Linked DNA regions of Homo sapiens: region 2 is linked to region 1. A link is an interaction called in ENCODE POLR2A ChIA-PET data of the cell type or tissue named here. Cell type or tissue: GM12878. All regions are shown on one strand. Each heading gives the region's core, and the rest is flanking DNA. Links, peaks and the distances in the headings are about the cores only.

Region 1 (4,399 bases), core at 258-4,257:
GAATAGACATTTTTCTCCAAAAGATGCTCAACATTATCAGTCAATAAGGAAACACAAATAAGAACCACAATGAGAACTCACTTTATATCTACTAGGATGGACATAATCAAAAAGAGAAAAATTAATATGTTAGGGAAAATGTGGAGAAATTCGAACCCTTGTGTACTGTTGCACAAGCGTTGTAAAGAAATGTAAAATGATGCAGCTGCTGTGAAGAACAGTTTAGAGATTCTTCAAAACGTTCAACAGGATTACTGTATGACCCAGAAGTTTTATTCCTAGGTATATACTCAAAAGAATATACTCAAACCAATATTTGTAGACCAATGTTTACAGCAGCATTATTCACAAAAGCCAGAAGGTGGTAACGATCCAAGCGTCTGCCAACAGGTGAATGAATGAATGAACAAATTGTGATCAAATCCATACAATGGAATATTACTCAGCCATAAAAAGGAATGAAGGGCTAATGCATGCTACAACATGAATAAGCCTTGATAACATTATGCTAAGTCAAAGAATGCAGAAACAAAAGGCCACATTTTGTAAGAATCCATTTATATGAAATATCCAGATAGTTAAATCCATGGAGATGGAAAGCAGATTGGTGATTTGCCAATTGATTGACTGTTGGAAGGAGGGAATAGGGAGTGACTGTTTAAGGTATGGGGTTTTCTTTAAAATGATGAAAATGTTTTGGAATCTGATAAAAGCGGTCATCACAGAACACTGTGGATGTACTAAATACCACTGAACTGTATATTTTAAAATATTTAATCTTGACCTGGTGTGGTGGCTCACACCTGTAATCCCAGTACTTTGGGAGGCCAAGGCAGGTGGATTGCTTGAGGTCAGGAATTCAAAACCAGCCTGGCCAACATGGTGAAACCCCGACTCTACTAAAAATACAAAAATTAGCTGTGCGTGGTGGTGCGCAACTGTAATCCCAGCTACTTGGGAGGCTGAGACAGGAGAATCGCTTGAACCCAGGAGGTGGAGGTTGCAGTGAGCTGAGATTGTGCCACTGCACTCCAGCCAGGTCAACAGAGCAAGACTCCGTTTCAAAAAAAAAAAAAAAAAGTTTAATCTTATGTTGACTAAATCTTAGGTGAACAATGTTATGTGAATTTCACCTCAATTTTTAAAAATTGTTACTAGTGAATAGTATGAGTCCACATTCACCCCAGGTCTTACCAATGAATGAGGCCACCCCATCTTGCTGTTGGCCACGTATTAATTGATTTCATTTGATCCCCCAACCACCCCGGTCCAAAGATGCCAAGTACATTCTAAGAATACAGTACATTAGCATAGTACAGTCTAAGCATAGAGTCCACAGACACACTCTGTCACAACTTTGTGATAACAGCTGGAAATCAATAATGCAAAAGATCATGATAGTCGAGGTTGTCAGATAAATGATTTAAGATATTTTTAAAAATCATTATGTGCTTATTAAACAAATGCCAAAACATATCTATTTTCTGAGGGAGGGGTCAGGGTTGGGTAAAGTGGGGTAGAGGTGCAGGTAGAGAGGTAGAAGGGCTGAGGGCCAAGCAGGCATCTGCAACACCGTGCTGCCTCAAATCCTAAAGGAAATGAGATGAAACCTAGCATCATCCACTCTCGGTGGTTTCTATGATCAGGCCCAAAGTGAACTTCCTCACCCAGGATAAAGAAATGAGGTTCATGGGAGGAGGACTGGAAAAGGGGTACTAACTGGTAATAACTTGTAGGAACTCCTTATTCCCAAGGCATCCAGAGCCAACTAGTCAAGAGATGAAGAGAACTTGTGTATTTGCACCCTGGAATTGAGGGTCCTAGAGGTCACAGATTCGAATGAAAGGGGCAGAAAGACTTGCAGCTGAAGACAAAGTCCAGCTGTTACGACTTTGCTAGAGATGAGCCCTATTTATCAACATCTAACCAAAGACAAATAGAGACAGCGCTTGAGCTATTTTTGTTGTGTCAGCAGCCATTTTTTGCATGATTTATGAAGGGATTTTGGCTTGAGGTTTTTTTTCTAATAGAGCTGTCTGTATAAAAGAGCTTTGTCCTCAAGGAAGTCATTAATCAAAATATTACTGGATTTCTCTACTATTAAAAATGTCTCAGCTAACCACATGAGCATGAATTCATCTCACAAGCTTGCCTCTGAATGCAGACTCCTAGGTGGCCTGGGTGGGTGGGGACGGGGAACACTCTTCAGCCACACTGTTCTTCTTCCTGTAGGCTGTCCACCCAGGTAGAACCTTCCCTGTCACCTCAGTTTCATTGTTTCTGCTACCTACAATATGTCCTGCTTCCCCAGATGTCTCTATGGTTTCTGAGCATTGGGAGGAGTCTCCTAGTGTCTACTCAATGACCCCACCTTCCCCAGTTTATGCAAAAACACCTGATGTGTGTGATGGAGAATCTGCTCTGATACCTTTCGACACTTGCTTGGAAAACTATTCACATGCTGGAAAGCAGAGGACTGTGAACAGAAAATCTAGCTAAACTCAGAACAAGTGACTGGGGCTGGGAAGATTATAGTGTGAGAGGTCGTTTGCTCCCTCCACTCCTTCTCAGATGCGAGGGTTTGCCTGCCTTCTGCTGGGATGCCCCAGCTGTTAAGAGGCTCATACTTCCAGTAAGATTTCCACAGGAGGCCGGGTGCGGTGGCTCACGCCTGTAATCCCAAAGTGAAGGCCGAGGCGGGCGGATCATGAGGTCAGGAGATCGAGACCATCGTGGCTAACACGGTGAAACCACGTCTCTGCTAAAAATACAAAAAATTAGCCGGGTGTGGTAGCGGGCACCTGTAGTCCCAGCTACTCAGGAGGCTGAGGCAGGAGAATGGCGTGAACCCAGGAGGCAGAGCTTGCAGTGAGCCGACATCGCACCACTGCACTCCAGCCTGGGCAAAGGAGCGAGACTCCATCTCAAAAAAAAAAAAAAAAAAAAAATTTCCTCAGGAACACAATAGTCTGGGTTTCTGCTCCCTTCCTCAAATAATCTCATTAAGAGAACCTTTCCAATGTGGGCCACATGGTCTCCTCTAGACCACGATACCCTTAGAACCTTGGCAAGTCATACACATGTCCCCAGGAGTGAGGCTACTGCTGAGTGACCAGTAGAACCCCACTTCCAGTCAACGCAAAGACTCCAGTTGGGGTTCAGCAGGGATCCTCTAAGACAGGGTTCTGAAACTATGGCCTGAGGGCTGGGCGCAGCCCACTGATTTCCATAAACAGTTTGGTTGGAGACAGCCATGCTCACTTGGTTACATACCATCCACCGCTGTTTTTGTGCTGCAATGCTGGAACCAAGAGGTGTTAGGTCACAACTGACAGACACCACACGGCCCACAAAGCTGTAAATATTAACTATCTGGCCCTTTACAGAAAAAGTTTCCCAACCCTTGAGTAGGATAATAAATCTTTGGATCATGGACATTTATTATTTAAGTTCATCCTTGTTCAGTCTTGCTGGAGAGAAGGAAGATTTAAGCTTGACAGACCAGATGCCGGTAAAATTAGCTCAGTTTTCTTATTCTCAAGAACTTTACGATCAGATCTATTATAAATACAATTCTAGAGACAGACTGAGAAAAAGTACTTAACTGGCACCCTTTTACTACAAACTGCACCCCTCATTAAACTAACAGTTCACAGAACACCGAGCACTTAACTTACTCCAGCTTTTTCCGGCAACTCTCTTGTCCTGCTGCATCAACTTGCCATGGTTTCACTGGCAGCCCCCACCCTTTCGCACACGATTCATTTAAAAAGTTGAGCTCAGACACATCCAGTCTTTTTTCTGAGAAGGTTACTAACCTTGAGATGTGAGTGCTGCTCGCTCTAACGCTTCTTCCCATCTGCGTCTTGGTTAAGGACTTTTATCGTATCCTGTTTATCGTGGCCTCCTAGCCTCAACACCCTCTTGGTCACTGCAAGCTCCCCGCTGCTCCCTCCCTTAATTAGCACTGCAGGAGCTGAGGGGAGCGTTCAGCCCACTCAGGAGCTGACTCTGCCCATGCTCTTGAGCTCTTCTCTCTACCAGAACTTCCTCAGATAGCAACTGAAGTGAATCACTAATATTTCATGAAGCGGGGTTTTTTGAAGTCAAGTTTACCTGCTTCTGGAAGCAACTTTACTATTGCAGCTACTCAGACTCATTCCAAACTCAGATAAAGTTCTGTCCCTCTTTTCCCCCAAAGAATCTATAATTTGAAAGGACGCACTTCTCCTTTGTTCTAGCTCTAAATAGAAACTACACTCCCCGCCGAAATCAGTTTGTTTCTTTGCCTTTTCTTCCTCGTGTTTTTTCCTGCCAATCAAAGCACATTAGATTCAGCCCTCTTTTTAAGTCAAGAGGCTTCCTTATCTCTGCCCATATCTAAGTATGTTTCGGTCTT
Region 2 (4,399 bases), core at 164-4,163, 88 kb before region 1:
GTGTTTTTAAGAAGAAAGCAAAATGAAAATTCAAGTGCCATGATTACTTATAGAGGTTATCTTTTAAAAAAGAGAATGAAGTAGTTCTAATGTCTTTTTTTGACAGTCCAACCTATTAACTCTTTAATAATCCTTCAAAATATTATTCTACAAAAACCTGAAAAAGTTGGATACCTAATATAGACCGTTGCAAAGCTCCCTTTCATTCCCCAAATTCACAACAATAAATGTGACTAGACTGGCATGAGTAGACAAAGGCTAAGGATGAAGAAGGGAATCCCAAAATTGTGTATGACAGAGCACCAATTTATTTCTTGCTGAAGTGGCTGATGAAATAAAGCAAGGTTTCTTGATTCTACAGTTGGCATCAAGAAGCAATCCATGTTTTTTGCCAACAAACAAAAAAAATATTTTTTGCAAAAGTAACTACTTAATAAATAAAAAGTTAAACTGATAAATTATGAAGGCATCTGATGAACACATGTTGGATTGTCAGAACCTTTTTAGTACTTGGCTTGTGGCCATGTAGAATTCCACTGCGAATAGTTAAAATGAAAAGAAATTTATATACTTTTGGCTAGGAATTGGGGAATTTTTTGTCTTAGTTTGGGCTGCTGTAACAAAATACTGTAGACTGGGTTGCTTAAACCACAAACACTTATTCCTCACAGTTCTGGAGGCTGGGAAGTCCAAGATTAAGAAAATATTTTCCTAACTTGAGAAAAAAAAAAGAGTCCAGTGAGGGCCTGCGGGCCTGTTTCTTGGTTTGCAGACAACTGTCTTCTCAGTATCCTCACATTGCAAAGAGCAGAAAGAGGAAGCAAGCTCTTCTGTCCTTAAAAAGGCACTGATCCCATTCACGAAGACGCCACCCTCATGATCTAATTACATCCCAAAGTCTCCACCTCCTAATATCATCGCATTAGGCATTAGGATTTCAACATATGAATGTTGGGAAGACATAAATGTTCAATCCATAGCAACTTTTTTTGTGAAATTTCATAAACAGGATGCTATGCATTAAAGGAAGAGATTTGAAGTATAGTGGGGATAACGAGCATGAAAATACATATCCCTCTTATCTGCAAACCCAGAAGGAAGTTTCTAGTCTTTTAGTTAAACACTAAGGGGCAGCAGCAAGGCAGAATAAGGAAGAAACTTTTACAGCTCATCAAACTCCTGCAGCCCATAAGGAAATAAAAAAGTTCTTTGGTTGTATAAGTATACACTAATAACTTACCTCCAAAGATAATAATAATAATGAATATCATTACGTTCTTCTATGTGCTTGCTACGCTTCTGGTTCTTTTATGCAATTTAACCATCACAATAACCTTATGACATAAAAATATTATGTCCTCTCCTGGGTTGGATACTGTCCCCTGCAAATTCATGTCCTCCTCAGAACCTCATAATGTGACCTCATTTGAAAATAGGATCCTTGTAATTAGCTAAGCTCAAACAACGCTGTGCTGGAGAGGGGTGGGCCTTTAAGTCCAAGATAACTGGGGTCTCCATAAGAAAAGAAGGAAGGCAGACACACACACACAGCTGAGAACAGTGATGAGAGGGGCAGAGATTGGAGCGATGTGTCTACCAGCCAAGGATCGACAGCTCCACTAGAAGCTGGATAGAAGCATGGGATGGATTCTCATCCCACGAAGAAACCAGTACTTCTGACACTGTTTCTTGTACTTCAACCCTCCAGAATTATGGAAGAATAGATTTCTGTTGTTTTAAGCCACCCCGTTTTGGTAATTTGTCACAGCAGCCCTAGAAAAGGAACAAAGATTTAGGGAAGGCATAGTGTTGATTGTTATTACGCCAGGGTAATTGCTCCTTTATTTATATTCATATAAAAAACTTAGTTTCAAAGGGTATTAAAAATAGAATAGTTCAGAAAATAACTTTCTCCAAATAGCTGATATTTAAATTACAGGCAACTGCATGGTCAGGTTACTGAAAGGACAATAAAATATAAGATTGCTAACTGCAAAAGAGACTGACTTTGCATCTGTAAATTACAAAAGAAAAAAATGACAGTTCCGTATAAACTTACCTTCTGTGTATCCCAGGACTCTGTAAATAGATCTCTTCTCTCTCTCCTTCTCCTTCTGGAATGCATATTCAATAAAGGATATAAAGATATGATATTCCAGTACTAATATTATTTCGAAGACTCTATACCTCACTGTACCCCTAGCCCACATGCACCTTCTAATATGTTGAAGTAGCTTTATGCACATTTATCCAAAATTCTGTTACCCTACAGTTTTTTTCATTTTCCCTGTCTTCTCCAAATTGCTCCCAGATGGTGAGGGCAACTAAATGGATATCTAACCACTGTGCATTAGTAATTAATCTCAGTGATTTTACTAAAGAATGATTTATAGTGACTTATTACATAAATGACTTATAGCTTTCTCCAAATAACCTCACATTTAAGACATTTTCCACAATTAAAATTTATTTTAAATGCCAGCAGTGTAACTTCTTGGATGACAATATAATGAAGCTTTATAAAATCTTTTGGGTGTTATTCTAAATCACTCGTATGGATTATTTTATTAAATCACTTATGTAGATTATTTTATTAAGATTTCATATAAACAGGTTTAGAAACTAAGGTGTGAAGAGGAAGAGTAACTTGTCCCAAATCACATGATCGGTTGGTGTAGTGCTGGAATTTAAATCCATCGCCCTCCCTCTTGACTATTAAGCTCTCCAACTTCTGGAATCACTTCGCCGTGACTGAAAGGACCATCTGCAACCACAGTATTCAATAAACGCTCCACAGTTCCAATGAAACCCATAAAAACCTAACCAGGGGAATCATAGAAGAGAAAATACCAGAGAAGAAGAAAAGAGGCTACTGTAACTGAATGCAAGAGCTGATATAACTGTATCCAACTATATAAAATAGTTATTATAGGGAGATGGTGACTCTTTTTATCTCCCTAAGGAAAAGATTCTTATTGAACAACAGACTCCTCTGTTAGATACAGAAGATACAGAAATGTAATGTTTTGGGAGTTCTCTTTAAGGTGAGGTTGTAATTCCTTTGTGAATATCTTGAAAATAAGATGGTCTTTCTCCAGGGAAAGGTTATGCAGGAAATGGATATTGACTCCAATTGTCTCTTCTAGTTGCTTTGAAATCCTCCTATCATGTCAATATAATCTTACCTTATTCTATGTGCATTTATTTTCTTATTTATTATTATTTTGACCAATTATTCATTTATTTGTTTATTCTATGTGTAAATTTACTATACACAAGGCATATGGCTAGGTGTTTTATATAAATTAGATCATTTACTCCTCAAAATAAATCTATGATATAGATGCTATTATTATCCTCATTTTAAAGATAAGGAAAAGATCTATGATCTTTGACCTTTTATTAAATTGTGGTTCACAAGGCTTGCTATCTCACAACGTGCAGTTAACGTTCCCAACCAGGCCCAAATGCACGCACATGCACATGCGCACACGTGCGCGTGCACGCACACACACACACACACACACAGACACACACATACACATTTAAATAAGCCTGGAGCATACAATGTGATGAAACAAAAGAGAACATGGAACTTAGAGTCAAATGATCTATGTTTAACTTGCACTCTGCAATTTACTAGCTGAGTTATTTATGTCTTTAAAGTTCAGTCCTCTCATCTGTATTATTAAAAAGTCAAAAAATATTAGATGCTGGCAAGGTTGTGGAGGAAAAAGAACACTTTTACGCTGTTGGTGGGAATGTAAATTAGTTCAGGCATTGTGGAAGACAGTGTGGTGATTCCTCAAAAACTTACAGACAGAAATACCATTTGACCCAGCAGCGCCATTACTGGGTATATGCCCAAAGGAATATAAATCATTCTACTATAAGACACATGCAAGCATGTGTTCATTGCAGCACTATTCATGATAGCAAAGACATGGAATCAACCTCAATACCCGTCAATGATAGACTGGATAAAGAAAATGTGGTACACATATACCATAGAACACTATACAGCCACAGAAAGAAATGAGATCATGTCCTTTGCAGGGACACGGATAGAGCTGGAGGCCATTATCCTTAGCAAACTCATGCAGGAACAGAAAACCAAATACCACATGTTCTCACCTATAAGTGGGAGCTAAATGATGAGAACACATGGACACATAGACGGGAACAACACACACTGGAGCCTACTGGAGGGCAGAGGGTGGGAGAAGGGAGAGGATCAGGAAAAATAACTATTGGGTATAAGGCTTAATACCTGGGTGATGCAATATGCTATACAACAAACCCCATGACACATGTTTGCCTATGTAACAAACCTGCACATCCTGCACATGTATCCCTGAACTTAAAATAAATGTTAAGAAAATAAAAATGAAAATAAAAA

The links. ChIA-PET counts read pairs that join two places held together with the same protein. Peaks named below come from ENCODE experiments on the same cell type or tissue, not always from the same donor. Only the 100,000 strongest peaks of a DNase experiment are listed, where the experiment ranks them.
Region 2: POLR2A ChIA-PET joins it to region 1 with 5 read pairs; 6 of 35 experiments call an interaction of 5 or more read pairs at or near these places.

The regions. Positions count from the first base shown.
Region 1 is chr18:69,952,937-69,957,335 of GRCh38, forward strand. It overlaps a transcript of CD226 not described here. Among named protein-coding and RNA genes, the nearest start is that of CD226, 7.3 kb to the left of the region's middle. In GM12878, for the core only: no CTCF peak of the experiment used is centred there; no DNase peak of the experiment used is centred there; H3K27ac peaks cover 2,235 bases.
Region 2 is chr18:69,865,298-69,869,696 of GRCh38, forward strand. CD226 (CD226 molecule) reads right to left here. Exons shown (of 6, transcript NM_001303618.2): 5 at 2,060-2,114. Among named protein-coding and RNA genes, the nearest start is that of CD226, 80 kb to the right of the region's middle. In GM12878, for the core only: no CTCF peak of the experiment used is centred there; no DNase peak of the experiment used is centred there; H3K27ac peaks cover 154 bases.